Regions from separate parts of the Homo sapiens genome. Here regions 2, 3, 4 and 5 are each linked to region 1. A link is a loop called in an ENCODE intact Hi-C map of the cell type or tissue named here. Cell type or tissue: CD4-positive, alpha-beta T cell. All regions are shown on one strand. Each heading gives the region's core, and the rest is flanking DNA. Links, peaks and the distances in the headings are about the cores only. Region 1 holds the start of LOC105369690 (a long non-coding RNA gene). Region 2 has its middle 130 kb from the start of CMAS. Region 3 overlaps C2CD5 (C2 calcium dependent domain containing 5). Region 4 overlaps ETNK1 (ethanolamine kinase 1). Region 5 has its middle 100 kb from the start of C2CD5.

Region 1 (6,634 bases), core at 931-5,930:
TCAATGGATTATATCAGTTTACAGTATCAATTTGACTTAATAGAGATGAGAAGACATAGGTCTTTAGATGTTCTCCATTAGTTAGATTGCTCCTTCATTTTGTGAAAGTTTCACAGTCTACCGGGTCTGTATAAATGACAGCCGAAGGGAGATTCAGGCAGGTAGGGAGAGAACATCCTAGTGATGACTAACTGGGTTTTAGAAAGAGAGCATACTTCTGAGTAATTGTTCCAAGGGAATTTTAATTAAAGTAAATTAGTGTGACCAGCTAAATCTTGCTAGGTAGTACACAGCTGAGCTGGAAAATGATATAGAGAAGTTTATTTGCTCCAGACAGAAATATTTTAAAGGCATCGGGTAAATATATAAACTAATAATGTTAATTTTGCTTCAAAAAGCAGTTCTAGACAATTCAATAAATATTTCATTCTTTTGCTGATACAATAAAGGCCAACTATCCCATCTTATGAGAGTCCAGCTTCTAATTTCAACTGAGGTTATAATGCTTCTGTACCTAATGGAGTAGTATCCTCCCTGAGATTCATAAAACCTAAATAGGAATTCCTTGAGTCCTCTACAAAATGTAAATAAAGCTGAGGCCCAAAGAGTAATGAGGCTGTAGTGACAGCCCTTGCCACAGTACTCCTTCTAGGATGCCAATCAGCAAAGGGACAAGTATGGCAGGAAGGACACCTAGTCAGTGGGCTAGTCGGGCCTCATTTGATATACGAAGGGTAATCTGTAGGCTCATATGAACTCTTGGCCTCATTCATAAGTGTTGGCTCTACAAAGGCTTTTCTAGGCCTGGGTTTCTGCTATAAAATACAAGACATGAAACTTGAAGTAAACTTAAGAAGTAATATATTTATTTCCATAAAATGAGGAAGTAGTACAGAAAGACCCCTTGAGGGCCCATCCAGGTCAGTACCATTTCCACGCCCTGAAATGCCTCCCTCAGGGACACCACCCCTTGGAAACACAGAGAATAAGGAATGCAGTGCAAGTGTATGGAACAGGATAAAGAGATGTGAGGTCACTCCCCAGCCACAGTCATCTACTCTGGCTCTCATAGGTACTTCAGGTTTTCTGCTAAGCAGGCACAAAGGGGTTTCATTTTGAAGAATTATCCCACTATTTTTTACAGTGATGAAGGAAGGATAGGAAGTCCTTTAGAAGGGACTCCAGGAGCTGTACCAAACTCTGAAAATACTGATGATTAAGCCACATGGGGTCATCTCTTCTGAGCCTCCATACAGAAGTGAAGGGTGACAATTAAATAAGAAAAGTGTGACGATAGAGGTCTGCAGATATGAATCTGTGTGTTGGGGGACCCAGGAATGGGGCTCAAAATGAAGCCTCAGAGGCTGCAATAGGTAAGCAATGTTTCCTCAGACACAATAGGTACACCTAATGTACAATTGTTCTGGTGGGCATGTGTCCAGCATGCCCACATAGCCAGCTGGGTCTCATCTTTTGCAAAATATGGCCCTCTGGCCAGGTGGATCAGGCATGAGCAGAGAGACTATGGCTGAACTTGACGGCTCCTTGACAGATCCCTCACCCTCTTTATGGTCCAAAGCTGCCCAGTCTCCAGAGCCACAAAACCAGCCTTAGTTTAATGTTGCCTAGAGGGGTCATAGTCCAACTTTTTTAACTTCATTGGCATTCTTTTCCCAGTTGTACATTCATATCTTTTAGACCATTTCTCAAAGCACATTTTGCAAAATATCAGCATGCTAATTACCTCTGAAGTAATTGTTTAAAATTCCATTTGGGAATTGTTGCTCAAGAACAGTAGTAGTCAACTCCGGCTCCACATGAGAATCACAGGGGAAAAATATTTTTAATAGCAATTATCTGGGCCTCATACCAAAAGACACTGGTTTGATTGGTCTGGGTTATTCTAGGCATCTGAATGTGCTGGAAGCTCCCCACAGTGACTTGAGTGAGTTAGAGTCTCTTCCAACGAACAGGTGTATGTCTGGAGGCAGGTGGGCGGGATGAGGCCACCTGAGGCCTGTTGGTAATCAGGAAGAAAGTCTCCAATGCACACGGAGTACCTATTAAAAAGACTATAGGATGGTTCCTGAGCCTGGATTCCATCCTGCTGTGCTTTCAGAGGGCTGCTCTCTCTCCTTCCTTTCCAGAAAAGGGGGCCTTCACAATTTCATTCCTCTAATAGATTCTCACAATTCAGTGTGCATAAAAGTCATCTGATGGAATTTTACTAACATGCCAATTCCCAGACGTTATCCCAGAAATTTTGATTTAGTAGCACTGGGAAGGTGCTGGAATATATATTTTAGCAATTACTATATGATTTTGATGAAAGTGGTTGAGGGACCATCTTTGAGGAAACACTGCCTAAGCCTTCGCCAAGGTATAATCTGCTACCCTTGGGAATGTTCCCTGTCTTAAATTTTGGATCTAGCACCTAGTGTCTGGCCCTGGGTATAATCATTAACCTTTCTGTGCCTCAATTTCCACACCTGTAAAATAAATGAAATAAAAGTGCTTTATAGAGGTTGTGAGGATTAAAAGAAATTAAGATAGAGGTCATGGTAATGGCCTGAGGTAACCAGGTGATAGATCTGGGTAGCTTAGGGAATACGTGTGTGTGTGTGTGTGTGTGTGTGTGTGTGTGTGTGTTTTGAGACAGTCTTGCTCTGTTACCCAGGCTGGAGTGCAGTGGCACGATCTCGGCTCACTGCAACCTCTGCCTCCGGATTCAAGCGATTCTTGTGCCTCAGACTCCCAAGCAGCTGAGATTAGAGGCGTGCGCCACCATGCCTGGCTAATTGTTTTTGTATTTTTAGTAGAGATGGGGTTTCGTCATGTTGGCCAGGCTGGTCTCACAGCCCTGGCCTTAAGTGATCCACCTGCCTCGGCCTCCCAAAGCGCTGGGATTACAGGCTTGAGCCACCGCACCAGGCTGGGAATACATCTTTCTTTTCGGTTGGCGCTGGTCCTCTAGTAAGGCAGTAGCTTAATCATTTACGTGTCCTCTTTCTATCTCAGCCTTCCCACCACACTTCCCCACTCAAGGCTCACTCCAGACATTGTTAGAAGAAATTTTCCTTCTATCCATGTGATGTGTTGTAAAGAAAGACTAAAAAGTATCCAAATTGTACTTTATAAACAATTTCCTATAGTGGAGATTGATACTCAATGTATGAAGGTCAAATGATGAAGATGTACCATTAAGCCTCATCAGACTCTATTAGTTAATTTCAGTCAGCAAGTGACAACTGCACATTTTAAAACCTAGATCTGTGATGACACCCAGTGGCCAAAATGTCAACCACTGAAATTTTAAAAATACATCAAGTATTTTCATCAGCATACAAATAATATTGCATCAACTTTAAATTTTGAGAGCTATTCAATAACAAAGCATGAAAAGGTTCTACACTGGGAATGTCACCAATGAAATGTGGACAAACCAACTTTCTTTAGTACTGTATTTAGTAGAACTTTCCCAACCAGTTCAGGCAGATAAAAGCACCAGGTTATCAAAGGTGACACATTCCTAAAAAAAAAAAAAAAAAAAAAAAAAAAAAGCTTTTAAACTTGGAAAAAGTAATTTGCATCAGTATATAGCAAAGAACCAATGACCAAATGCAGGAGAGTACAACAGAGATTATTAAGACTTCACACATGGTCCTTTAAATAATTAGAAAATCATTAACATGCTTAGCTTGGCAATTCAGATAACAGTAATTACTTTAGCCAGTACCCATCCCAAAAGGTACAGGATATTTTGGACATTCTTTCACTTGCTCATTCAAAAATATTTCCTGGTGTCCTGGGTTGAGAAGCAGGCTTGGGGAGGGAGATTAATGTCCATGATGTTTGTGAAGGCAGGCTCCTGGGATCGCACTTGTAGATGGAAAACGAAGGAGGAGGATTGTGGAGAGAGAGAGGAGATGGTTCCTATACAGCCTCGGTTGACTCACAGAGAGCGCTGAAGCTAGCCTGGCCTCTCAGCTGTTGTCCATTCTTGGGGTAATGAAGCAGGGCTTTTATCCTCTGCCTCCATCCAGTCACTGGATGTGGGCTACTCCCAGAAAGGGAGTAACCTTAGGTGAGGCAGCGCTGAAGAGGCCTGACAGCTGAGGCTTGTCTACTGACAACACTCCCAGCAGCTGAGGGGGATAAGACCTCCAGGCTCAAGGGTGAGCTCTACGGCCCAACACAGCGTCCACCACACTGACGCAATATGATGCCGACAAAATAAACAGGCTTTTCGATCTTCTGTAACTTGAAGGTAAGTATTAAGCCAATGAACACTTCGATATATACTTAAGGCTGTGAAGGAAGAGAGGGCTTTAAGAGAAGAAAGGGCAGGGGTTGGGGGAAGGAGAGGAGGGCTAACGCCTGGCTGTCTGCTGGTTTCATAATCAGGGCGGAGTGGCAGGAAGGATACAAAAGAGAACTATAACACTTGGACTGGGAATTGTTTACCTTATTCTGTGGGCAGCATGGAGTCACTGAGACTTTTACAAAGGGAACAGAAAGCATAAAGTAGACAAGTAAAGTGGTAGTGGAATAGATTGGATTCGAAGGAAATTAAGCATTTCAAAGTCAACACAGGAATCAAGCATTTTCTTTTGAAGGTCATCTCCAATTTGGTCCTGTGTTTCTGGTCTCATTTCTTACCATTACCTTGTAGATCCTTTCAGGCCTATACAGATAACGACCTCTTCCATTATCTGAACACAAACGTTAACTCCATTTTTTTTGATATTGTCCTTTGACACCAATGAAATTTTCTAGTTTAAGATCCAGCTCAAATTTCACCTCCACTTGAAAAGATTTTTCTGCTTCAAGCCCTTTAAGGGTCTCTCTCTACCCTTATTTTCAGGATAAAGCAAAAATGTCTTAATGTAACTCACAAAAACCAGTACAATCTGGCCTCTGTTTATTCACCTCGCCAGACTCATATCATCCCATTCCCCTATATTTGTTTGCCGAGGTGGTGAGCTTGTGCCTTATTTGGCTTTTTATTAGGTTGGGGCAAAAGTAATTGTGGTTTTTGCCATTAACCACAATCACATTTGCACCAACCTAACAATTTCAGGAAATGTAATAATCTTTGACATGCTAAATGCTATTCATTGTTAAATTGAGAAAAGGTAAACAATCTTCACAAATAAAATTACTTACTTTTGATAGCTCTTCCCCTTCAATGAATCATGGTTTAATACAGAGTATTGGCTGGGTGCAGTGGCTCATGCCTCTGCTCCCAGCTCTTCAGGAGGCCAAGGCGGATGGATGGCTCCAGCACAGGAGTTCAAGACCAGCCTGGTAATGTAGTGAGACCTCATCTCTACAAATAAATACATACATAATAATAAAGAATATTTCTTTTCTAAGTTCACTGATGTACTAAGAAATTTAAGACTTCTGCACTATAATTTGTAGCCAATCATCCCCAGAGCCTTAAATGCTCATGTTAATCATAAATATGATATATGTTTCTTCTATGTGAAATATTTCTTCTAAGTAAAACATTAGTACATTTGCATCTGTAGAATTAGAAGGGACAATTAAAAGGGACAATAGAGATCATCTATTATAAGCGCCTCAGATTATAGTCAAATAAACTGGCTTGTGGGTGTTAAATGTCTTGAAAAGCATACCTTAGCTAGTTCGTGACAATGTTGAAGCTAGAAACTAAGTTCATTTATTGCCAATAATAATAAACATTTAGAGGCCCTACACGAGCCAGGTACTCCTCTAGACATGCTATATATATTATCTCATTGAATCTTCACAATCCTGTGAGGTGATACTGTTATTATCTTCAATTAGAGCAAAGAAGCTTAGCCACGGAAAGGTTGGCTAAACTTGTCCAAATTCCAAAATGCAAAATAATTAGAATAAAAACCCTCAAAAAGATCTTTCTCTTTTCACCTTCTCAAATTTCCAAACCCAGATGTATCAACATATATAATGCATTAAAAATTAAACTCCTTCCATTAGAAAGTAGACTCCATCTTCTGACCCCTTGATCTGAGCTGGATGGTCAGTAACTTGACTCACTTTGACCAGTAAAATTGAGGCTGAAGTAACATTGTGTGACTTCTGGGGAAGTTATCAAAAAGTGTTGCAGCATCCAATCTCACCTTCCAGCTGCTCAGAGACTGTCACGTTAAGACACTTAAACTAGTTTCCTTAAAGTTGAAAGACTGCAAGAAGAGAACAGCCCAGACACCAGTAGATATATGTGAGGGAAATTGACTTGGACTGTTCATCGATTCCCACCATCAACTGACTGCAACCACAGAGTGAGACCATGAAAACAACTCTACTTACCTTAGCCCAAATTGTTGATCCACAGAATTATGAAAAAGTAGTTATTTTTTCAAGTAAACGTGCTTTGAAGCTATTTGTTATATAGTAATTGATAATTGACAGAGCATATGATACTGTCGTTTGATCGATTTACCATGGAATTTCTCTTCCTATCATTTTGTTTTTAACTTTTCTGAGTCTTTAAATTTAAAGTAGGTTTGTGGTAGCCAGCACACAGGTAAGTCTAGTTTTTTTTTTTAATTTAATTCAACCTGACAGTCTCTGGTGTGTTTAGAACATTCATATTTAAAGGGATTATTGATATAGTTGCATTAAA
Region 2 (6,634 bases), core at 854-5,853, 91 kb before region 1:
TTTGTGTGCTTATGAGGTGTATTGGTCTATATTTTTCTTTTCTTGTGATGTCTTTCTCTGGCTTTGGCATCAGGTTAAAACTGACTCTAGAAAATAAATTGGGGAGTGTTTCTCTTCTTTCTGTAAGTTTGCATGGGATTTGTGTTATTTCTTCATTAAATTGTTGATAGAATCATAGTAAAACCAGCTAGGGATTGGCTTTCCTTTATGGGAAGAATTTTAATTGCTAGTTCAAATATCTTCCCTGTATATAGATCTATTTTGAATTCCCATAAGTCAGTATTACTAATTTTTGTAGTTTGTCTAATTTCTTGGCATAAAATTATTAATAATATTGTTATTTTGTTTGTTTGTTTTTTGAGATGGAGTCTTCTTCTGTCATCTAGGCTGGAGTGCAGTGGTGTGATCTTGGCCTTCCAGATTCAAGGGATTCTCATACCTCAGCCTCCCAAGTAGCTGGAACTACAGGCATGCGTCACCATATTGGCTAATTTTTACTTTTAAAAATTTTTTTAGTAGAGATAGGGTTTCACCATGTTGGCCTGGCTGGTCTCGAACTCCTGCCCTCAAGTGATCCACTTGCCTCAGCCTCCCAAAGTACTGGGATTACCAGTATGAGCCGCCGTGCCTGGCCATTATTATTTTAATTTCTCTAAGATCTGCAATGATGTCTCCTATTTTATTTCTGAATTGTAGTTTGTGTCTTTCTACTTTATTCACAGTAATTCTCACTAAAGATTTATCAGTTGTTTTGCTTTTGCAAAAAAACAAAACAAACCCAAAAACACCAACTTTTGGTGTCGTCGTACATTTTCTTTTTTTGTTTTTCATGTCATTGATTTCTGCTATGAGCTTTATTATTTCTTTTCTTCTACTTCCTTTCAGTTTGCTTTGCTCCTGGAGAGGTAACGATAATGTATTATAGGAGTTTAAAGAATGATTACTCCCCATTCTTGAATCAGGAAATTCTTTGAGGATAATGAGCCTTGAAGAGTAGATTATGATGGAGTGAGAAAGATAAGAGGTAGTAGGGAAGACCTTCCCAGAAGAGGGAATAAGACAAGCAAAGGCAAGCAAGTACAGAGCGTATGGGAAACAACGAATTGATCACTTTGTTAACTAGAGACCAAATACATCAGCAAGCACAATTAATTTAAATATACTCAAGTCTCCAATTGAAAGACAAATGTTCTACCTTTATGATGGATTTGTCAAATTGGACTTTTGTCTAATTTTGTTTAATATATTTTAAAGTTATGCTATTAGGTACAGTTTTAAGACTTTCATCTTTCTGGTTATTGAATAGGTTAGATTTATCTCAGAATAGAAGGAGGCTTCAACATTAGAGAACATATTAACATAGTTAGCCATATTAACCAGGTTAAAAAAATCTTATGTTCATATCAATAGATAAGGAAGGTCATGAGAAAAAAATTAAGTTATTTTCGATTTAAAAAAATCTTAGATAACTTTCCTAACTTTATAATAATATGTACCTGAAAAATGTATAGTAGACATCATTCTTAGCAGTGAAACATTAGAATATACCTTTAAAAATAAAGGATAAGAGGGCTGGTCGCGGTGGCTCATGCCTGTAATCCCAGCACTTTGGGAGGTCAAGGCGGGTGGACCTTGAGGTCAGGAGATCGAGACCATCCTGGCTAACACGGTGAAACCCAGTCTCTACTAAATATACAAAAAATTAGCCGGGCGTGGTGGCGGGCGCCTGTAGTCTCAGCTACTTGGGAGGCTGAGGCAGGAGAATGGCGTGAACCCGGGAGGCGTAGCTTTCAGTGAGCCGAGATCGTGCCACTGCACTCCAGCTTGGGCGACAGAGCAAAACTCCGTCAAGAAAGAAAGAAAGAAAGAATGAGAGAGAGAGAGAGAGAGGAAGGAAGGAAGGAAGGAAGGAAGGAAGGAAGGAAGGAAGGAAGGAAGGAAGGAAGGGAGGGAGTAGGATATCTTATCATTCAACATTTTCTCTGGGCGCCTAGAAGACACATACCCAAAAATAGAAAGAAATAAAAACATGAAGATTTGAAAGAAAAAACACAACTCTTCTTTTTAAAAGATAGAAAAACCAAAATTATCTATAATTTCTCCTATCAAAATTTGAAAAGTTTGTAATATTAATGCACAAATTTGATAAGGTTACCAAATACAAGATCAGCATATAAAAGTAAATTTCATTTTTACGGCGCTAGTAATAAACAGCTAGAAAATGCAATTTGAATAATGAAACTATTTACTATGGCAGCAATAATAATGAAATGCTAAGACCTAATAAACACAACAAAAAATGTACATGTCTCTTAGGGAATAATTATGAAATTTATTGAAAGACAATGAAAAAGACCTGAATTAATTGAGAAATGTACTATATTCATAGACAGAAAGACTCAATATTATAAAGATGTCTTTGCTGCTAAAATTGATCTAGACCCATAGAATTTGTTGTAAAATTTAATTTATAATTTATATAGAAAAGCAAGGATTTATAATTGCCAAGACGCTCCACATTGATATAGATTTTGGTAAGCATTTTCTTTAACTGTTAAGATACATGGAACATGAAATGAATTGAAAACCAAACTTTTGTATGTGTTGCATGAAGCTCTTAGGTATCAATTCCAAATGACTTTCAGCCAGTCTATCATTAGTTCATCCATCCAATTATTTTGAAATTTATAGGCACTGGCATACTTGGAGCTCTCATTCTTAGATTTCATGCTGTGCCTTAAAATGAAATATGTGAAAATAATTTTTGATCTTCAGTAATTATGCATATTATCAGCAATATACTGATTTTTATAGCTTGTGGTCACGATCTTGGTCTTCTTAATAACTTTAACATTGTCCATATGACTTTGAGGAATGTTTCCACCTTGGCTTTCACTAGGATGTCTAATTTACCATTTTCATGTTTTCCCTGAATGAATCATGTATCACTAAAGTAATCAGCTTCTATTCTAAATTATCAGGCAGATGCTCACAAATTGACATTTTATTGATAGTCTTGCATAACGAATGAATAGTTCACATCAGTATCTCATTCTTTTGAAGTTTAATCTATTTGGAGGTACCATTGCAAATTTTTCTGCCTTTAGTTGGATTGCATGGCACACAATAAGCAATATTTTTGCATGAATCTCAGCAATAAAATATAATCCAGCTTTATTCATTTCTGAGTATCTTTCCTTCTTAGGTCTTATAGAAAGCTTGGTTGTTGTGTTGCAGCATAATCTGGAAATGTAGTCATTCTTCCAAAAAATAGTCAACTTACAATAATCAATTTACATCTCACTACATAATTTTCCTGCCATTTTACACATACTATAGCTTTGTGTCTTAATGCCCAATTACGACTCATTCTATAGACTACATGTATGTGTATATGTAATTGTTGGTTCATCATATCTTTTTAAAGATATTTAACTGGCAGTTAAATTAAACAAAAATGACACAAACAATGCCCATTAGTCAACTAATGTGAGATTGAGAAGTGCTGTAACAGAGTTTGTATATGTATAGGAAATGACGGTTATGTCATCAGACTGCATACCTAACAGTAATAGTGACAGCATCAATTGTAAGATACAGTTTGATCTCAGAAATGTTAAAATGTGAAAAAAGTGTATCTTAGAATCAACAAATACTTTTATCTTCCATCATTGGGATGAAAGAAAAGGCATATTGGAAGGAGGATGAAGCACAAGTCAGGGATGCAGTCATGGAGAATGGAAGTGTTATAACATTCTAAAACTGGCCCTTCCCCTCAGAAGAATAAATTAGGCTGATAAGAAAACAAAGGAATCTTGAATTAAAGGAGTGAATCAGAGATCATTCCCTTGGCAATTTGTTCAAATTCCAGTTAATTCAGGCTCCTCTAGACAGATGTTTCTGTACACTAGGGGGCTGTAACACACAACATGTTAAAAAAAATATTGATAGCTTGTTTTGTTTGTTTTTAAATTTTGTTTCCTCAACAAACATTTATTGAACATGAATTGTTAGGCTGAACATTGTAAGGAATATTAAATGACTACATTCTGTACTCAGCCTATAAGAGATTTATAATTTGGTAAGGGAGACAAAGCATGGATAAAAGTTAAAATAAAGTGAGGCATAAAACTGGACCAAAGAATTACAAAAATTCAAAAGAGTAGTGAATCTTTGTCTAGATAAGCTTGTCCAACCCACAGCCCATGGGATGCAGGCAGCCAAGGATGGCTTTGAATGTGGCCCAACACAAATTCATAAACTTTCTCAAAACATTATGAGATTTATTTTGTGTGTGTGTGTGTGTGTTTTTGTTTGTTTGTTTTTAGCTTATCAGCTATCTCTAGTGTTAGTGTATTTTACTTGTGGCCCAAGACAATTCTTCTTCTTCCAGTGTGGCCCAGGGAAGCCAAAAGATTGGACACCCCTGGCCTAGGTCATCAGTTGACATTCGTTTGAGTTGGAAAAAATTTAACCGTATCCTTAATGACTGACCAGACTGTGTATTTCAGGGGATCCTCCTGACCACAGTTTGTGGGCAGCGTAAGAACAGAAGCAGCTGCCTCTTGCAAATATCCTTGAGGGGCAGCTGGGTAATACCAGGGCACATGCTTATTCCACATCTTAGTCACTATGTTCCTCCTCTTGTCCTCCTCTCCTTCCTTCCTGTTTTCCGACTTCCCTCCTTTGGCTTCTTCCTTGGGGTACTACAGACCATAATCACCTGGCAGTGACTGTAAATATAGTCGTAATCTTTCAGGTGGCATTCTGGACTAAAGAAGTTGCTCACCCCAGCTCCCAGGTAAATTCTGGGACATCTTTTTTCCTCAAAAGTTACTGTGGCCACAAACACCGTTTGCTGATATAATGGTTTGTGCATTTTCAAATGTTGCCAGGATTGCAAGAGAATGTTTATAGCCCTTTGAATTAGGGAGGCAAAATGGCAGAGCAGGTGCAGGAGCAGAGCTGTGGCCCTCCTTCCTTTACCATCACGCACACACCCTCTTGCCCACTTTCTAACCAGGCTATACAAGTGAAGTTATAAATCCATTATGAATTCTTTACAAGAACCAAGGTCTACACTGTTCAGGAGCCCATGGCAAAAAAATACCCTGCTTTCTCACTTTGGCTTTCCGTCGTATGTTTGGTAGTTGAGAAAGATCTATTTAAATATTTGTTTCATTTATTTTTTAAATGTTTAATTTAAAAGAACTATCAGGCTGGGTGTAGAGGCTCACACCTGTAATCCCAGCACTTTGGGAGGCCAAGACGGGAAGATCACTTGAGCGTAGGAGTTCAAGTCCAGCCTGAGCAACATGGTGAAATCCCGTCTCTACGAAAAATACAAAAATTAGCTGGGCATGATGGCACACACCTGTAGTCCTAGCTACCGGAAAGGCTGAGGTGGGAGGAGCACTTGAACCTGTGAGGCCGAGGTTGCAGTGAGCTGTGATTTTGCTGCTGCATTCCATTCTGAGTAACAGAGTGAAACTATGTCAAAAAAAAAAAAAAAACCATCAATTTTAAAAGTTGCAAATATAGTACACCCATATAATCTTTACTCATTACAATCATTAATGTTTTTGCTATATTTGCTTTTTAAAATCTAATTATTATTCTTATTCTTGTTGCTGAAAATTAGAAAGTAAGTTGCAGATACCATAATCCTTTACTTCCAAACTATTTCAATGTATATACCCTAACAAGGACATTTTCCTAGATAACAAAAGTATAATAATAAGGTAAGAAATTTGATGCTGATATAATATTGTCTAATATACAGTTCCTATTCAGATTTTACCAATTTTCTCATTAATGTCCTTTTTGGTGATTTTTTTTTCCCATTCCAGGATCGGATCTAGAATCACACATTGAATCATTGTCATGTTTCTTTAGTCTCCTTTCATCTGGAACTATTCTTCTATCTTTCATCATCTTTAACATTGATTTTTATTTATTATTATTATTATTTTTTGAGACAGAGTCTCGCTCTGTCGCCCAGGCTGGAGAGCAGTGGCACGATCTTGGCTCACTGCAAGCTCCGCCTCCTGGGTTCACGCCATTCTCCTGCCTCAGCCTCCCAAGTAGCTGGGACTACAGGCGCCCACCACCACGCCCGGCTAATTTTTTTGTATTTTTAGTAGAGAAGGGGTTTCACCGTGTTAGCCAGGATGGTCTCGATCTCCTGACCTCGTGATCCGCCTGCCTTGGCTTCTCAAAGTGCTGGGATTACCGGCGTGCGCCACTGCTCCCGGCCCCAGCATTGATTTTTTTAGAAATTCAAGCCAATTACATGTCTCTGAATTTGGGTTTGTCTGATGTCTTCACATGATTTCTTTCCATTAATACATTTTTGGCAGGAATTTAGCATATTTTGAGACTATTACATTAGGAGGTCAGAGATTCCCCTTGTTAGGGGTTAAACCATTTTTTTTAAATTCCCCAAGCAATGTAAGAGTACTGATTTCCCCACAGCCTCACCAACAGAGTGTGTTGTCAAGTTTTGCATTAACTGCCAATATGATTGATGAATAATATGATATATTGATGCAGTTTTTAAGAAATAAACTTCATCGAAGTAGAATTAGAAAGCAATAAAATGGATCCATTTTAAGCACACAATGTGATGAATTTC
Region 3 (6,634 bases), core at 623-5,622, 380 kb before region 1:
TATGCTCATTTCCACTGAGCTGATTTTAACCTGGGTTAGTTTCCCTCCCACACCACTACACACAGGGCTTGTTAAATATTGCTAGAGTGCACTAGGGGAATTATAAAACCATAGCCCTGTATTGCTTTGCTAAGTTTCTAGGGTCATTTATTTGGGGCTTGCAGGGTTATCACTTAATGGTGACTTTTAAAAAAATGCAAAATAATCTTCTTCTTGCATTAAGTGGGAAACCAAATTATAATAGAAGCAGACTGTTGTGTGGCTTAATTGAGACTGTTTGCAGCTAGAAGGGGGATCTTGACATGAAAAGCATTTGTTTCAGACTCTTCCATATAGATCTACAAATGGCACACAAGTGAGCACAACTCAGCAAAGCCTGAAAGACTTTTAAGGAGATTTCTACCCTTGAATAATGAACTATGTTGTTTTTAATTTAGTATTAGTCTAGAGACTGCATGTTGTTTTATTTCTTTTAAACTGGAACTCCCAGTTGGTCAGTGAGCCAGACTGCATGTATCTGCAGTACCTTCTCTTTTGAAAAGCTTATCACCTGGGAAGCCAAACTCTGATCAGGAGGAGCAGAGGGCCTGGGAGTCTGAGGTCATCAGACATTTGAGGTATTCAAACCAGTCCAGGTGCTGATGTCTATCTGCTGCTGGGACCAGCTGGCCTTGGGCCTCTTGGGCCTTTTTTTTCTAGGAGAAAAATTAAGATAGCAAGCATGTTAAAAGATGAACCTGCTCTCCCTAAGTGAAATCAAAAATCTCCCTTAAAAACTTGGGTTTTTCAGATTTTTTTCAGATGCATTCGTATTTGAGGGCAGGGAATAAACATTTTCCCTCCCTTTTTTCCCTCTTCATCCTTTATATAAATTTTACTGGGTAAAAGTAATACATGTATATCGTGAAAAATTTGAATATTACAAAAATCATGTAGTCCAGAATAAAGCTCTCTTCTCCATTTCCTTCCCCAAGAGGCAACTACTTTTAGCAGTTTACTGTCTGTCTTTCAAAGATACTCTATTCATCCTTTTTAAAAAACACAAGTATTTTACATATCATTGTGTACCTTGTTTTTTCCACTTGATGTTAGAGATGGGAACAGATATTTAATACATACTCAGGTAAGCTCTTTCTGTGTACATTTGCCATTAAAATATATGCAGTTCCTACTAGGGAATTCCATATTACTCAGATAATATCAAGGTATAGAAAAGATTTTCGTTTTAGTGATTTTTCAGAAATTTTTAAGCCGTTCCTCTTTCCCCTGCAGTTTAAAAAAATGCACAGAATTCCTAATGCCAGCTATATGTTCTGTAATTCTACACCAACCAAATCTATACTGCACAAGACATATGAGAGCCTCAGGACTCTCTTGGGATATGTAAGTTAGGGGTAGGACAGTTGGTGTCCCAGTCTCTCCATTGAGTCTGTTTCTGTGCTGAGTGTCCCTACAGATGTGGTAAGCCTCTGAATGTCAGGTCTGTGCTGGTCTTTCTTTAGGTCCCATCTCCTCCTAGACTTCCAAAGTCTCTCAAGATCCTGAATCAGGAGGACTTTTCCTATCTAGATCTCCAGTCAGTGAGCATGATGGTCAGGGCATGTCCACAGTGTGGTATCCTCATAGGCCATTCGTGGACCCCACCTGGTGATCCCTTTTATTCATCAGCTCTGTATATGTTACAGGATTAGCTAGTGGTCAGTTGCTTTATGAAAACTGTGGGCCAGGTTTGGTGGCTCATACCTGCAATCCCACCACTTTGGGAGACCAAGGCAGGCGGATTACCTGAGGTCAGGAGTTCAAGACCAGCCTGGCCAATATGGTGAAACCCATCTCTACAAAAAATACAAAAAAATTAGTCGGGCGTGGTGGTGGGTGCCTGTAATCCCAGCTACTTGGGAGGCTGAGGCAGGAGAATCACTTGAAGCTGGCAGGTGGAGGTTGCAGTGAGCTGATACCGTGCCACTACACTCCAGCCTGGGCAACAAGACGAAAACTCCGTCTCAAAAAAAAAAATTGTGTTGGTGGGGTGTGGTGAGATACTTGCATTGTATTTTCAATTAGCAGCAACATTCTATGGTAGAAACATTCTGTACAAATAATGTTTTGAAAAGTTTTTTTATTAATTTAAGAATGTTACCAAAAAATCAACACACTAAGTAGAAATGAAAAAACATATTTATCTATCTATACTTAAACTATACTATACTAAGCCAACCGAATTATTCTCAGTGCTTTTCATGAGTTATTTCTAAATTGGCAGGACTATTCTTTTAGTTGTAAAATTCTTTCAAACAAAAATTTAAATATTCTAATGTGGGTAGAACATGAGCATTAAAAATAGGTTATGAAGTTTTTTTATAGTGCTATTTAAATTTGTACAATACCTTAAATACCTGTAATAAAAAATATCAGGGAAAATTCTGGATGCTACTGTCAGGTTACTGGAAAGGGAGTGATACTGGCTTGGGATTCCTGGTTACCTCTGTGATCACTCATTTTTTAGTTTCACAAAGTCTTGATACCACCAGAGGGAGCTGTTGATATCGAAGTCTTCGAATGAAGAAGTTGGTGGTGAGAGTTAAGACTAGGGAGCAGCTTATGCTGATCTGTGAAGCATAATCATTATCTTGTCTGTAATTTGTAATCTTATAGACTCTTCCCCACAGCAAACATTTTCCTTCCATGTTTCATTTCAGATATTCTTCCCAACACATTGACCCTTTTCTCTGCCTAGTCTCACATCCTGCTTTCATCATACTCACATTCGTTACTATGTTTATATTTTCTTGTGACTATAAAGTTTCTGAAACTCTTTTTGTGTTACAGTAAGCAAGTAGTCTCCTTTGGCATGGTATTTATGAACTGAGCTAGTTTTCATTTATCAATAGAAACTGCATTTTAAACCTAGATGCTTTTATTTGGTTTGCTTTTGCAATGAAGCCATAAAGATTTCCTCCTATTCTTCTGGCTTATAGAGGTATTAACAAATAACAAAGAAGAGGTACTGGCTTGTACTTAGCATCTGAGCTAATGTTGTTCATATTGTCTTATTAGAACACCTGGAGAGTGCAAGTTCTAACTCAGGTATACCAGCTGCACAGAGAGGTGAGTTTGTCTAATTAAGCAAATAGTCACCAAAGGTGTAAAATTCTAGTTTGGTGGTGCATAAAATTATAGACATTGAAGAAAATGCACTGGACAATATGGAATAGACACCAAAATCTGGCTTTTTTTTTTTTGTAGGTAGAATATGTTCTTTTAAAAGCATCAATTAAACTAATATTTAAATTTTTTAGTATGTTAATGGTTTCCCAGTTTCTAAGCATAAAATTTTAGCTCCTTAAAATTTTTTTTCCAGCTTAGCAGTAGTAAAAGTTATTGTTTTTAAAAGGGGGAACTTGTGAGGCTCACACCTGCCCTGACCCCATATTATCAGAGGCTTTGTTGCCCAAAATCAGACATGGAAACAAAACATTAACAAAAATGGCCCTTTGGTTTTCCTCTTACTGATTGTAGAAAGAAGATACTTTAATAACAGATAAGTCAACTACTAACTTTTAAAAATATATTCTTCAACATTTGATTCTCTTTTTTTAAAATTTTAGGGTAAAACTAGGGAAATGAATTATTCACAAAGCTTTGATTATAAAATAAAATAGAAACAACTGAAATATTGTAAATTAAGAAGAATAGGAAATAAAGTTAGTTAAAGCACAGTATGTGGTCCTTTCATTGATATTTATGTTAGACCCCACTCAGGCTCTCCCTAGGAGACCACACAACTATGACATCACCAGAAATGCTCAGCCTGCTAACTGAGAACTTGGTTTTGGACAAATCAGTGTCTAAAGCTTGACTCTTTACTATCTCTCTTATCTGACTTGAAAAGGACCATTCTTTTTCTGAGTTACAGTTAAATTACATCATCGAAAGGAGTGTTAAGACGAGTAAGAGACATCATCCATATTTTTTTCTTTGTTTTTTTCTTTTGTTTTCTGTCTGTGTTTTCAGCAACGTCAGTTGATTACAGTTCCTTTGCAGACAGATGCAGCAGCTGGATAGAGCTCATTAAACTGAAAGCTCAGACCATAAGGCGTGGATCAATTAAGACAAGTAGGCGGATGTTTCTACCACATTATGATAATCTGAGAAACATATCCCTGATTTCCCAGTGGTGAAAGCTAGACCTTACTACCCAGTAATAACATTGCCAATCCATCATGTATTAGAGTGTGAAAGCTGCAGACTGTAACGGTCATTTAGGAAAAGCTTTTGAAAGGCCTTTAGATTTATTAGTTTTACCTATAGAATTGTGTTTTTAAAATTTTCCTTTTTGTGCAGGTATTCTTAAAAGTATATAAATAGATATTATATCATTCTAATTGGAAGTAAATTGCCAACTCTCTTATTGAAAAGACATTCTTCCAGGACCCAAGGTACTATTTAGTATGTGGCATCTGTCGGTTTATTAAGTGTGATATGCAGAGGGCTAAACTAATAAAGAATTTATGGTGAGAAAGTAGTTATTACCTTACTGCTAGAATCAGAATCATTACTTATATGTTATCTTATGCCATGTGTTTTGGTAAATTTTGAGGTAAATATATTTGAGTGAAAGAGCTTACCGTACATTAAAAGGGGGAAAAAACTACATTTCACAGGAAATAATATAGGATGTGAAACCAGCCAGATCTGGTTCTGAATCCTAGAAGTGCCATTTTAATAGCTATGAGACCTTGGGCAAGTTACTTAACTTCTCTAACCTTCCATTTCCTCATGCATGAAATGGGGATGATGATGATAACCTGTGTTTTTGGGTGGTTGTAAGGATTAGATATATATATATATGTCTGGCTTATGGCAGTTATTTAATAAGTGGTAGCTATTATTTTTTTACTTTATAAACAACCAACTTTTAGCTAGCAGAGGTCGTTAAGCTTTTAAAATTATGAGTTGGTTTTCAAAAAGGTTTGGAAAAAACCAGTATCTTACAACTAGATAACATAAGGTTTATCTACAAGTTGACAATGATGAAGTCGTCTGAAAAAGATGGAAAAATTGCACTGGGAAATAGAACAACTTTCACACTCTCCTTGTAATAATTTGTTCCTACAGCAGATAATTTTAATGCTCAGCCGCTTTTTCTTTTTCTTCACTTTATAACCAATCATTGTGTGTGTAGCTATACTGCATCAACATTTTCTTTTGCAGGAATGCCATTTTTCTTCCAAAAGAATTCCATTCCAGCATTTCCTCTCATGTTTTTCTGTCTCTCTTTTTTAATTGCATGCAGTGCATGATAATTTCTTTTCTTTCATGACATGGCTTAGCCTCACAGACAGCTGAATGTTGTCACCACTTATTTGGAAACCTCAGGGAATAATTGTGTTACCAGCGTCTGTTCTGAATGTTTTCTCATTTTTCTCCAATTTTAGCCATGACAGTTGAAAAAGCAAGTCCAGTGGGTGATGGAAATTTCCGGAATCGTTCTGCTCCACCTTGTGCAAATTCCACAGTTGGGGTTGTTAAGATGACACCTCTTTCTTTTATTCCTGGAGCAAAAATAACTAAGTATCTTGGGATAATTAACATGTTTTTTATTCGAGAGACTACTTCTCTTCGGGAGGTAATTTTATAGAAGTTATTTCATTTTTTAAAAAATTTTCTCTGAAGATTTAGTAACAAAACTAAGTTTCAAATTGTTATTTTTTGCCAAAAACTTACAAATATTTATTTATATTTTAATTATCTGGATTGAGTCTAGAGTTTATTTCATTTAGCAGCGAGGATTATCACAAGAATTGTGTTAGTTTTAAACCTATTTATTGTTAGAAATCTTAGAACCTTATCATATAGTAAATAAAACAAATATCTGTGTTCAAATAGAAGTTTAAAATAGCCCTGAAAGAACAGCTTCGTTTCCTCAGTAATTTAGCAATTTTTGACAGATCACATTTAGAAATAGTAGAGGACTGTATTACAGATACATGTCTAAGGAGATACTTTATGTAATTTAGCTCTGCTGTTTCTTCCTCCTGAGAAAGGAATGAAGCTGCTCATTTTTTACTCTCTCAGTTAGTGTATGAGGATGACATTTCTTCAGTCTTACCTCACACTGAGTATCATTAAACTTTAATTTGGTTTTTAAATAACAAGTTGTAATATTTTACTTGATGTGGGAAAAGTTCAGAATCAGAGTCAGCCTGTTATATCTTTTATAACACAGGAATTTAAACTTAAAAAAATTACGTTGTGTCATATGTTAAGGAACAGGGGCTACCAAGCAAATTAATATGGTGAATAGGGAAATTTTTTAGTTACTGAGGTGTGACATCCAATAACCTTTTCAAATTTTACTTCAGCTGCAGTTTGTATTTTTAAAAAGTATATTCATTATAAAGATGACTTAGCTGTGCCCTTCTTCACCAGCAGTATTTCTATACTTTCTTAGGAATAACAGCCTGCACACTGTCTTTAATATCATACTCACCATCCTGCGCCTAGCACAGTAGCTGGCATGGAATAAACACAATATGTTTTTGTGCAAATAAATGAATAGCTTCTGACAGATTATTTAATTAATTAGATGGATGTTTTCTTTAAGGTAAATTAGGCCAGGCACAGTGGCTCA
Region 4 (5,000 bases), core at 1-5,000, 550 kb before region 1:
GGTCCTTACTAGTGCAGTAAGACAAAAAGACAGAAGGGGAGACAGCAATATGTATTATTTTCAGATTATACATAGAGAAAATACAAAATAATCTACATAAAAACCTTTAGAGTGTGTGAAAAAAATTCAGTATAAAGCAATTAATTATAATCCTATATACCAACAATAAAGTAATTTTTTAAATGATACCCTTTACAATAATATCAAAAAGCGTCAACACCTAGGGATAAATCAAATAAAACACGTGAGATCTCCACAGTGAAAACTTCAAAAGTTTGAGAGAAATTAAAAATTTATTTTAAGATTCAATATTGTTAAAAGAATTCACTTCTCCCCAAATTTATCTACTGATTCCACAAAATATAATCAAAATCCTATCCAGTTTCTTTTGTGGGAATCCCAAAATTGAGTCTACAACTTATATGGCAACTTAAAAAGTCAAGAATAGTCACGGCAATCTTAAAAACGAACAAAGCTGGAGTCCTACACCAAAGCCTATAATAACTACATCAAATACCAAGTCCTGTAGCAATGATTGAGAGTAATCCACACAGAGTGGTACTGCTACAGTAACGGACAAAACAGACCAAAAGAAAAGAACAGGCCGGGTGCGGTGGCTTGCGCCTGTAATCCCAGCACTTTGGGAGGCCAAGGCAGGTGGATTGCTTGAGGCCAGGAGTTCAAGACCAGCCTGGCCAACGTGGTGAAAGAAAAAAATAAAGACAGACAATAGCAATTATTGGTAAAGATATACCATAAGTGAAACTCTCACATAATGCTGTTAGGAATATAAACCGGGACAATCACTTCAGAAAACTGAAAGTGTCTAACAAAGCTGAAAATACACAACTAGATGACTCAGAAATTCTACTTCTAGGTATCCACTTAACAGAAATGGATATTCGTGTTCAAAAAAAGTATAATTGTAAGAAGCATAATTTGTGATAGCCAAAACATGAAAACAACCTAGGTGTCCATTAACAGTAGGAGACATATAAATTGAGGTATATTCTTAAAATGGAATGCTAGTCGGTCATGGAAAAGAACTACAACTATATACACATGAATAAATCTCTCAAAATCTGGGCATACGCCAAACCAAAATTTTAAAAAAACACATATTTCATATGATGCCATTAAATAAAATTCAAAAAGAGGCAAAACACTGATACAAGGCACAGTGGCTCACACCTGTAATCCCAGCACTTTGGGAGGCTGAGGCAAGAGGATCACTTGAAGCCAGGAGTTTAAGACCAGCCTGGTAACACAGCAAGACCACATCACTACAAAAAATTTAAAAATTAGGCAGGCATGCACCTTTAGTCTCAGGTACTCTGGACGCTGATGTAGAAGGGATCGCGTGAGCTCAGGAGTACAAGGCTGCAGTGAGCTATGATAGCATCACTGCACTCTAGCCTGGATAACAGTATGAGACCCCATCTCTTAAAAAAAAAAGTAAAAATTTAAAAAATAATAAATAATAACTAAGTCACATTATGTTTAACATGATCATCAAATATTAGGTTTGTGACTATCAAAAATTATAGTCAATACCATTCAAACATGGGAAAATGTTTATAAAGGGCTAGTGAAAAAAAGAATATAAAATTATACGTATGATTGCAACTATGTAAAATATGTTTAGGAGAAGTAGAAGGTAATAAAAATAAAACGGTTGTGAATAGAATATTGATGATAGGAAATTGATTTTTTTCTCCTATTCAGTTTTAATATAATATTGTGGTACAACCTTTTAGTAAAACTAAATTATTTCATGTTCATACGGTTTCCTGTACAAAGACCTTCATGCACTTATTATTTTCTCAGAGTACTTATTTTCAAAACAGAATTAATTCAAAACATTCTATTTTGTTAATTAGAAAAAAAAAAAATCTGCTATTAAGATTACCACTAGAGGGAGGGAGAGATCAAGACTATGAAGGAAAATGAAGACACTTGGTTGCTGGAAATTAATTTTCTTTTCCTGGGTTGGGGTGGGTATATGTTTTACAACAATTTATGATTCATCCATTTTTCTATATGTTTGCTGTTTTTCACAATTTTTAAAAGAATGTTAAAAATGTATTTATAGCCAATCTGGTATATCAAAGAGTAAAATAACTCCTTAGAAAACAAAATAAAGAGAAATAGAACCTCTGATTTCTTAAAGGTCTTCTACTACTTCCCTATCTTTGTCATCCACTCCTTCCCCTACAAAAAACACCTTAATCTTCTTTCTTCCCTAACCTGTAATCAATTGACAAGTCCTGCACATTTATTTTCTGAAATGTGAAATCTGTACCTTATTTCCATCTCATCTGTCCTAATCTGGGCCCCAGCACCTCTTGTCTGGACTAACACAACAGTCTCTCTCAAATTATTTTCTCAAACTTTTTAAATGCAATACACAGGAAGAAATATATTTATCATTTGATATAATATGTACATAGACACTTTTACATAAAACTAAAGCACACTTCACAAAAGAATACTTACCACCGGGCGCAGTGGCTCACACCTGTAATCCCAGCACTTTGGGAGGTTGAGGAAGGTGGATCACCTGAGGTCGGGAGTTTGAGACCAGCCTGACCAACATGAAGAAACCCCGTCTCTACTAAAAACACAAAAATTAGCCAGGCGTGGTGGCAGGCGCCTGTAATCCCAGCTACTCTGGAGGCTGAGGCAGGAGAATCGCTTGAACCTGGGAGGCAGAGGTTGCGGTGAGCCGAGATCACGCCATTGCACTCCAGCCTGGGCAACAAGAGCGAAACTCCATCTCAAAAAAAAAAAAAAGAGTACTTACCTTACTACTTGCAAGGCTCTGTCTGATGTAACCTCTACCATAACTTATTCTAACTCATCTTTTTAAACTGTAATGGTCTCAAGACACTATATTGATTTGGCATCCTATTAATGTATGGTAACCACTAGTTTCAAAACCAATGTCCTGAGTGATCATTATTTCCCAATTTAAAACATTTCCCTCAAACAACCCTTCTCTACATTGTTGCCTGTCACTTCTCTAATACATGATATAATTTACCTGCTTAAAAATATCCAGGCCAGGTGCGGTGGCTCATGCCTGTAATCCCAGTATTTTGGGAGGCCGAGGTGGGTGGATCACTTGAGGTCAGGCATTCGAGACCAGCCTGGCCAACATGGTGAAACCCCGACTCTACTAAAAATACAAAAATTAGCTGAGCATGGTGGCGCACATCTGTAATCCAAGCTACTTGGGTGGCTGAGGCACGAGAATCACTTGAACCTGGGAAACGGAGGTTGCAGTGAGCTGAGATCACACCACTGCACTCCAGCCTGGGCTACAGCGAGACTCTGTCTCAAAAAAAATAAAATAAAATAAAATAAAATACAAAAAGAAAAATATCCAGTGGCTTCCCATGATGTCCTAAATGATGAGTAAGCTACTCAAAGTCTAGCTTCATTGCCTTTGTGAGATAGTTTTCCTTGCTCAGAAATGTTTCCCTTTTCAATCTGATCTCATCTACCCTTCAAAGCTTAGCTCAGGTACCCCCACCTCTATGAAGCCTTCTGTCCTACGTTCTTCTATGCCTACCTTGTGCTACAGTTAGTTGTACAAGGACTCTTACTGAAAACTAGCATTACAGCTAGTACAAAAAACACATGTCAGAATTACTGAATTTTAGGAGCTCACAATTCTCTCAGTTGGGATGGGAGAATTGGAAATGAGAGGTGGAAGAACGTAGTACCAAAACATGCGATGCGTAATTGTAGGTATTTCATTGAATTCTCATGACTACTTTCCAAGGTAATACCATTTTATAGAGACTTTAAAACTTGCCAAAGGTTATAAATGGCTGGAAATAATATTCAAAAACCATCCTCTTTCCACATTATGCTCAGTCCCCAAAAAGATGTGACGCAGTTTGTGTAGTCCAAGTTACATGGCTATTATACAGGAAAACAAACTAGCACTTTAGGCTCCTGTCTTCATAGTCACATCTTAATAAAATACATGGGAGCCTAACAAATATTTCATGTTTTTGATGGGCGTCTATTAAACATTATATACTTTATTATTCTAAAATGCTGAAGACAGGGAGGGAATAGGAAACAGAAAACTGGATGTAATCACTAACATTAAAAGTTACACTGAATATAAACCATGACTCCTTATTTGTATCTACAGGACTCAAGATTTCCTATAATCTTAGGGAAAGTAAACTAATATATTGTTTACTTTTTTAATATATTAAAAAATTAGCCGTAACTTACTACATTAGCTTACCTAAGACTTTTCAGAAGCTACTGCTTAAAGGAACAAACTCATCTTTTTAAAAACAGAAAAGAAAATCAATTATTATATCAGAACACTAGTGGAGACATAACTTAACACAGCAATTGTATAGATCTGGCTTTTTCTTCTTCCTTTAAGGCAAAGACCAATATAAAATATCAACTATCAATATTAAGAGGAGTTACAGGTTTTTAATAGATTATTTAGGTAACTACCTCCAACACTGTTAGAAAGAGGAAGGATATGAAAACTGCTGTGTAGCTACACAACCTAACACAAAGATTAATTTCCATGATAGAATACATATGCTTAAAAAAATGATGAAAAGATTTTTTAAAATATGCATTCAATAACAGGCAAAAACCTGTAGTAAAGCAGAAAGAACAGTACATTTTTTAAACTTCTTGGGTAATCTTTGCATGTGAACTAAATTTGAATGTTCATTCCATAAACATTACGTTGTTATAATTTTCTTATTTGTCTTCCCCATCGGACTAGGAATTTCAAAGAGCAAATATTTGTTTTTTGATTCAAGTATCCAATATATAGTAGGTGCTCAGCAGCAATAATAATTATCATGAAAGACAGCATTTATTTTACCCTCACAATAACCCATTGAGGTAGGGACAACTACTGGATCAATTTTACAGCTCAGGATACTGAGACAGGAAGTTTAATGATTTGACCAGAGTAACAAAGCTAGTAAAGTATAGAATCTGGACTC
Region 5 (6,634 bases), core at 948-5,947, 360 kb before region 1:
TCTCTATCCACTTATCTGTTTGTGGACACTTAGGTTGATTTCATAACTTGGCTATTGTGAAAAACGCTGTAATGAACATGAGAGTGCAGATACCTCTTTGACATACTGATTTCATATCCCTTGGAAACATGCAGAGTAGTGGGATTGCTGGATCGTATGGTAGTACTATTTTCAATTTTTTGGGAAGCCTCCAGACTCTTTTCCATAATGGCTGTACTAATTTATATTCTTATCAACAGCGTGCAAGGTTCCCTTTTCTCCACGTACTCTCCAACAAAGACTATATTTTTACATATAAAAAATAAAAACATAAAAATGGTTCCTCTGCTTTTTGAAAGTAAGACTGTTGTTGTCTATAAAAATCCTTTTAAATATTTGTTCATTGGAGTTTTTTTTAAAGACTATATTTTTAAATATTAACAAACCTCAAAATGTCTATGGTAAGCAGAATAATGGGCCTTCAAAGATGTCCCCAACTTAATCCCCTGTGAATATATTACCTGACATGTTAAAAACTTTGCAAATGTGATCAAGGTCAAGGCTTGAGATGGATAAATTATCCTGGTTTATCTGGGAGGGTCCTAGAATCTAACCACATGAATCCTTTAAAATGGAAACAGAGGATATAAGAGGTCAGAGAGACTCTATGTGAGTAGGACTTGACTCAACACTGCTGACTTTGAGGCAGGGGAAGAAATGTGGGCTGGGCGCGGTGGCTAACGTCTGTAATCCCAGCACTTCGGGAGGCCGAGGCGGGCGGATCAACTTGAGGTCAGAAGTTCGAGACCAGCCTGGCCAGCATGGTGAAACCCCGTCTCCACTAAAAATACAAAAATTAGCCGGGCATGGTGGTAGGCGCCTGTAATCCCAGCTATTTGGGAGGCTGAGGCATGAGAATGGCTGAGGCAGAAGTTGCAGTGAACCGAGATTGTGCCACTGCACTCCAGCCTGGGCGATAGAGGGAGACTCAGTCTCAAAATTAAAATAAAATAAGATAAAAAATAAAAAATAAAAATGTGTGTGACCTCTAGACTCTGGGAATAACTCTCAGCCGACAACAGCCAGAAACCATCTCAGTTCCACAATACAAGAAACTGAATTATGCCAGAAATTCAAATGAACAAGGAAGTGTGTTCTCCCCTAGGGTTTCCAGAAAGGAACAGTCCCGCCAATGACTTGATTTTAGCCTGGTGAGACCCATGTCAGTTCTGACCTACTGAACTGTAAGGTAATAAGTTTGTGTTGTTGAAACCACTAAGGTTGCGGTAGCAACAGAAAACGAATACAAATTCCTATACAAGTTCAACTATAGAGATACATAAAGTATAAAATTACCGTACAGCTGTGCTATTTGTGATAATAACATCTAATAGAAAATGCTTCACAAATTCAAGATACACGCACTGTCATCTCTCTTATTTTTCCTAACAATTTTGTGTATACCCATATGAATAATTAGCGGAAGTCCAGACTCTCCTGCCTGTAAGCGCTTCTCTACTTCTGGAATCGTCCAACAACTCCAGGGCTCAATGAAGTCCCCAAAGGGTTAACGGCTTCCACATCCAAGCGGCTACAGTGCAGGAATCTTCTCGGTTCACTGTTGTGTCTGCTTCTTATAATCACACGGTGGCGCTGTTGGAATGAGTTCCACACAGAACAGGGAAGTAGCTCCTCTCCCCAGGTGATGATGCGGTACTAACCAAGACTCCTGCACAGGCTTCCAGGGGTCTTTAGGCCATGCCTAATTCAGCCAAGAAAGTCTGCTCAGGTTCAGTTCCCAGTGCTCAACCCTCTAGTTCTCATTCACAGCTGACTCCCAGTGGACCAGGAAGCCCCAGGGGCTCCTTATCATAACTGGTTCTGGGGTCTGTCACTTCATAGCGATATCCTCAAGTGCTTCCCACGGACCTTTCCCTTATTCCCCAAAGGGAATCATGCCAGGAAATTCCAAAGTATTCGTACATATCCTTCTAAAGGGAGTTTAGCAATGTCAGGATGATTTTCTGGTAATAGAGGACTTGCTGATACCTCTCATTACAGTTAATCTTTTAGAGCATAATTCAACTTTTAAAAGGATCTTTATATGGCAAAATGTATTATTTTTTCATGTTTATTTATTTTTATTTTTATTATTTTATTTTTCCATAAGTTATTGGGGTGCATGTGGTGTTTGGTTACATGAGTAAGTTCTTTAGTGGTGATTTGTGAGATTTTGGTGCACCTATCACCTGAGCAGTATACACTGCACCATATCTGTAGTCTTTTATCCCTCCCCCTCCTTCCACTCTTCCCCCCAAGTCTCCAAAGTCCATTGTATCATTCTTATGCCTTTGTGTCTCATAGCTTAGCTCCCACATATCAGTGAGAACATATGATGTTTGGGTTTCCAATCCTGAGTTACTTCACTTAGAATAATAGTGTCCAATCTCATCCAGGTCACTGCAAGTGCTGTTAATTCATTCCTCTTTATGGCTGAGTAGTATTCCATCATATATATATATATATTATGGATATATATATATATTATGGATATATATATATATATCACAGTTTATCCACTAGATTGATGGGCATTTGGGTTGGTTCTACGATTTTGCAATTGTGAATTGTGCTGCTATAAACATGCGTGTGCAAGTATCTTTTTCAAATAATGACTTCTTTTCCTCTGGGTAGATACCCAGTAGTAAGATTGCTGGATCAAATGGTAGTTCTACATTTAGTTCATTAAGGAATCTCCACACTGTTTTCCATAGTGGCTGTACTAGTTTACAGTCCCACCAGCAGTGTAGAAGTGTTCCCTGATCACCACATCCATGCCAACATCTACTGTTTTTTGATTTTTGATTATGGCCATTTCCCTGGGAGTAAGGTGATATCGCATTGTGGTTTTGATTTGCAATTCCCTGATCATGAGTGAAGTTGAGCATTTTTTCATATGTTTGTTGGCCATTTGTATATTTTTTCTTACTGATTTGTTTGAGTTTGTTGTAGATTCTGGATGTTAGTCCTTTGTCAGATGTATAGATTGTGAAGACTTTCTCCCACTCTGTGGATTGTCTGTTTACTCTGCTGACTGTTCCTTTTGCCATGGAAAAGCTCTTTAATTAGGTCCTAGCTATTTATCTTTGTTTTTATTGCATTTGCTTTTGGGTTTTTGGTCATGAAATCCTTGCCTAAGCCAACGTCTAGAAGGGTTTTTCCAATGTTGTCTTCTAGAATTTTTAGTTTCAGGTCTTAGGTTTAAGTCCTTAATCCATCTTAAGTTGATTTTTGTATGAGGTGAGAGATGAGGATGCAGTTTAATTCTCCTACATGTGGCTAGCCAATTATCCCAGCACCATTTGCTGAAAAGAGTGTCCTTTCCCCACTTTATGGTTTTGTTTGCTTTGTCGAAGATCAGTTGGCTGGAAGTATTTGGGTTTATTTCTGGTTCTCTACTCAGTTCCATTGGTCTATGTGCCTATATTTTTTACCAGCACCACACTCTTTTAGTGACTATGGTCTTATAGTATAGTTTGAAATCAGGTAGTGTGATGCCTCCAGACTTGTTCTTTTTGCTTAGTCTTGCTTTGGCTATGCAGGCTCTTTTTTGGTTCCATATGAATTTTAGAATTATTTTTTCTAACTCTGTGAAGAATGATGGTGGTATTTTGATGGGGATTGTGTTTAATTTGTGGATTACTTTGGCAGAATGGTCATTTTTACAATATTGATTCTACCCATCCATGAGCATGGGATGCGTTTCCATTTGTTTGTATTGTCTGTGATTTCTTTCAGCAATATTTTGTAGTTTTTCTTGTAGAGGTCTTTCGACTCCTTTGTTAAGTATATTCCTAAGTATTTTATTTTATTTGCGGCTACTGTAAAGGGGGTTGAGTTCTTGATTTGATTCTCCGCTTGGTTGCTGTTGCTGTGTAGAAGAGCTATTGATTTGCGTGCATTAATCTTGTATCTGGGAATTTTGTTGAATGCTTTTATCAGTTCTAGGAGCTTTCTGGAAGAGTTCCTGGGGTTTTCAAGGTAAACGATCATATCATCAGCAAATGGGGACAGTTTGACTTTCCTCTTTACTGATTTGGATGCCCTTTATTTCTTTCTCTTGTCTGATTTCTCTGGCTAGGACTTCCAATACTATGTTGAAGAGGAGTGGTGAGAGTGGGCATCCTTGTCTCATTCCTGTTCTCAGAGGGAGTGCTTTCAATTTTTCCCCATTCAGTATTATGTTGGCTGTGGGTTTGTCATAGATGGATTTTATTACATTAAGGTATGTCCCTTGTATGTTGATTTTGCTGAGAATTTTAATCATAAAGCATGCTGGATTTTGTCTAATGCTTTTTCTGTATCTACTGAGACGATCATGTGATTTTTGTTTTTACTTCTGTTTAGGTGGTGTATCGTATTTGTTGACTTGTGTATGTTAAACCGTCCCTGCATCTCTGGTATGAAACCCAGTTGATCATGGTGGATTATCTTTTTGATATGTTGTTGGATTTGGTTAGCTAGTATTTTATTAAGGATTTTAGCATCTAACTTCATCAAGGATATCTGTCTGTAGTTTTCTTTCGTGGTTGTGTCCTTTCCTGGTTTTGGTATTAGGGTGATGCTGGCTTCATAGAATGAATTAGGGAGGGTTCCTTCTTTATCTTGTGGAATAGTGTCAAAAGGATTGGTACCAATTCTTCTTTGAATGTCTGGTAGAATTCTTCTGTGAATCCATCTGGTCCTGAACATTTTTTTGTTGGTAATTTTAAAATCACTGTTTCAGTCTCACTGCTTGTTATTGGTCTGCTCAGGGTATCTAATTCTTCCTGATTTAAGCTAGGAGAGTTGTATTTTTCTGGGAATTTATCCATCTCGTCTAGGTTTTCTAGTTTATGTGCGTAAAGTTGTTCATAGTAGCCCTGAATGATCTTTTGTATTTCAGTGGTGTCAGTTGTAATATCTCCTGCTTCATTTCTTAGTGAGGTTATTTGAATTTTCTCTCCTTTTCTTGGTTAATCTTACTAATGGTCTATCAATTTTATTTATCTTTTCAAAGAACCAGCTTTTTGCTTCATTTATTGTTTGTATTTTTTTGTTTGTTTCAGTTTCACTTGGTTCTGCTCTGATCTTGGTTATTTCCTTTATTCTGCTGGGTTTGGGTTTGGTTTTGTTCTTGTTTCTCTAGTCCCTTGAGGTGTGACCTTAGATTGTCTGTTTGTGCCCTTTCAGACTTTTTGATATAGTTGTTTAGGGCTATGAACCTCTTATCATTGCCTTAACTGTATCCCAGAGGTTTTTGATAGGTTGTGTCATTCTTGTCATTCAGTTTGAATAATTTTTTAATTTCAATCTTGATTTTGTTTTTGACCCAATGCTCATTCAGGAGCAGGTTATTTAATTCCCATGTATTTGCGTGGTTTTGAAGGTTCCTTTTGGAGTTGATTTCCAGTTTTATTCCACTGTGGTCTAAGAGAGTGCTTGATATAATTTCAATTTTTTTAAATTTATTGAGGCTCATTTTATGGCCTATCATAGGGTCTGTCTTGGAGAAAGTTCCATGTGCTGTTGAATAGAATGTGTGTTCTGAGGTTGTTGGATGAAATGTTCTGTATATTTCTGTTAAATCCATTTGTTCCATGGTATAGTTTAAATCCATTGTTTCTTTGTTGACTTTCTGACTTGATGACCTGTCTAATGCTGCCAGTGAAGTATTGAAGTCCCCCACTATTATTTTATTGCTATCTATCTCATTTCTTAGGTCTGTTAGTAATTGTTTCATAAATTTGGGATCTCAGGTGTTCGATGCATATATGTTTAGGATTGTGATATTTTCCTGTTGGACAAGGCCTTTTATCAATATATAATGTTTCTCTGTGTCTCTTTTAACCGCTGTTGCTTTAAAGTTTGTTTTATCTGATATAAGAATAGCTACCACTGCTCACTTTTGGTGTCCATTTGCATGAAATGCCTTTTTCCACCCCTTTATTTTAAGTTTATGTGAGTCCTTATCTGTTAGGTGAGTTTTTTGAAGGCAGCAGATGGTTGGTGAGCTCTTATCCATTCTGTGGCTCTCTATTTTTTAAGTGGGGCACTTAGGCATTTACATTCAACGTTAATATTGAAATGTTAGGTACCATTGCACTGATCATGCTCTTTGTTGCCTATGTACTTTGTTTTGTTTTTTGTTTTTGCTTTTTTAACTTATATTTTTGTTTTATAGGTCCTGTGTGACTTATGCTTTAAAGAGGTCCTGTTTTGATGTGTTTCTAGGATTTGTTTCAGGATTTAGAGCTCCTTTTAGCAATTCTTACAGTGGTTGCTTGGTAATGGCAAATTCTCTCAGCATTTGTTTATCTGAAAATGACTGTATCTTTCCTTCATATCATGCTTAGTTTCACTGGATACAAAGTTTTTGGCTGATAATTGTTTCGTTTGAGTAGGCTGAAGATAGGGCCTCAATTCCTTCTAGCTTGTAGGGTTTCTGCTGAGAAATCTGCTGTTAATCTGATGGGTTTTCCTTCATAGGTTACCTGGTGCTTCTGTCTCACAGCTCTTAAGATTCTTTCCTTCATCTTAACTTTGTATAACCTGAGGACAATGTGCCTGGGTGAAGATCTTTTTGCGGTGAATTTCCCAGGTGTTCTTTGTGCTT

What was found. A loop is a pair of places that touch in the nucleus more often than their neighbours do. Peaks named below come from ENCODE experiments on the same cell type or tissue, not always from the same donor. Only the 100,000 strongest peaks of a DNase experiment are listed, where the experiment ranks them.
Region 2: a loop joins it to region 1, with 21 times the contacts of the local background. A loop is called at or near these places in 10 of 110 quality-filtered maps.
Region 3: a loop joins it to region 1, with 13 times the contacts of the local background. A loop is called at or near these places in 49 of 110 quality-filtered maps.
Region 4: a loop joins it to region 1, with 2.2 times the contacts of the local background. A loop is called at or near these places in 8 of 110 quality-filtered maps.
Region 5: it touches region 1 in a loop (8-fold over the local background); 92 of 110 quality-filtered maps call a loop at or near these places.

What each region holds. Positions count from the first base shown.
Region 1 is chr12:22,080,019-22,086,652 of GRCh38, reverse strand. It overlaps LOC105369690 (a long non-coding RNA gene), which reads left to right and starts at 4,126. Exons shown (of 5, transcript XR_931423.4): 1 at 4,126-4,267. In CD4-positive, alpha-beta T cell, for the core only: a CTCF peak has its summit at 3,300 (motif pointing left); a DNase peak (open chromatin) is centred at 3,272.
Region 2 is chr12:22,170,617-22,177,250 of GRCh38, reverse strand. No RefSeq gene overlaps it. Among named protein-coding and RNA genes, the nearest start is that of CMAS, 130 kb to the right of the region's middle. In CD4-positive, alpha-beta T cell, for the core only: no CTCF peak of the experiment used is centred there; no DNase peak of the experiment used is centred there.
Region 3 is chr12:22,455,966-22,462,599 of GRCh38, reverse strand. C2CD5 (C2 calcium dependent domain containing 5) reads left to right here. Exons shown (of 27, transcript NM_001286176.2): 23 at 3,058-3,108; 24 at 4,015-4,116; 25 at 5,439-5,629. Among named protein-coding and RNA genes, the nearest start is that of C2CD5, 85 kb to the left of the region's middle. In CD4-positive, alpha-beta T cell, for the core only: CTCF peaks have their summits at 2,175, 2,374 and 2,580 (motif pointing right); a DNase peak (open chromatin) is centred at 2,539.
Region 4 is chr12:22,628,971-22,633,970 of GRCh38, reverse strand. All of the region lies in intron 1 of ETNK1 (ethanolamine kinase 1), which reads right to left. Among named protein-coding and RNA genes, the nearest start is that of ETNK1, 6.3 kb to the right of the region's middle. In CD4-positive, alpha-beta T cell, for the core only: CTCF peaks have their summits at 1,696 and 1,897 (motif pointing right); a DNase peak (open chromatin) is centred at 1,930.
Region 5 is chr12:22,438,583-22,445,216 of GRCh38, reverse strand. No RefSeq gene overlaps it. Among named protein-coding and RNA genes, the nearest start is that of C2CD5, 100 kb to the left of the region's middle. In CD4-positive, alpha-beta T cell, for the core only: CTCF peaks have their summits at 1,411 and 1,611; a DNase peak (open chromatin) is centred at 1,636.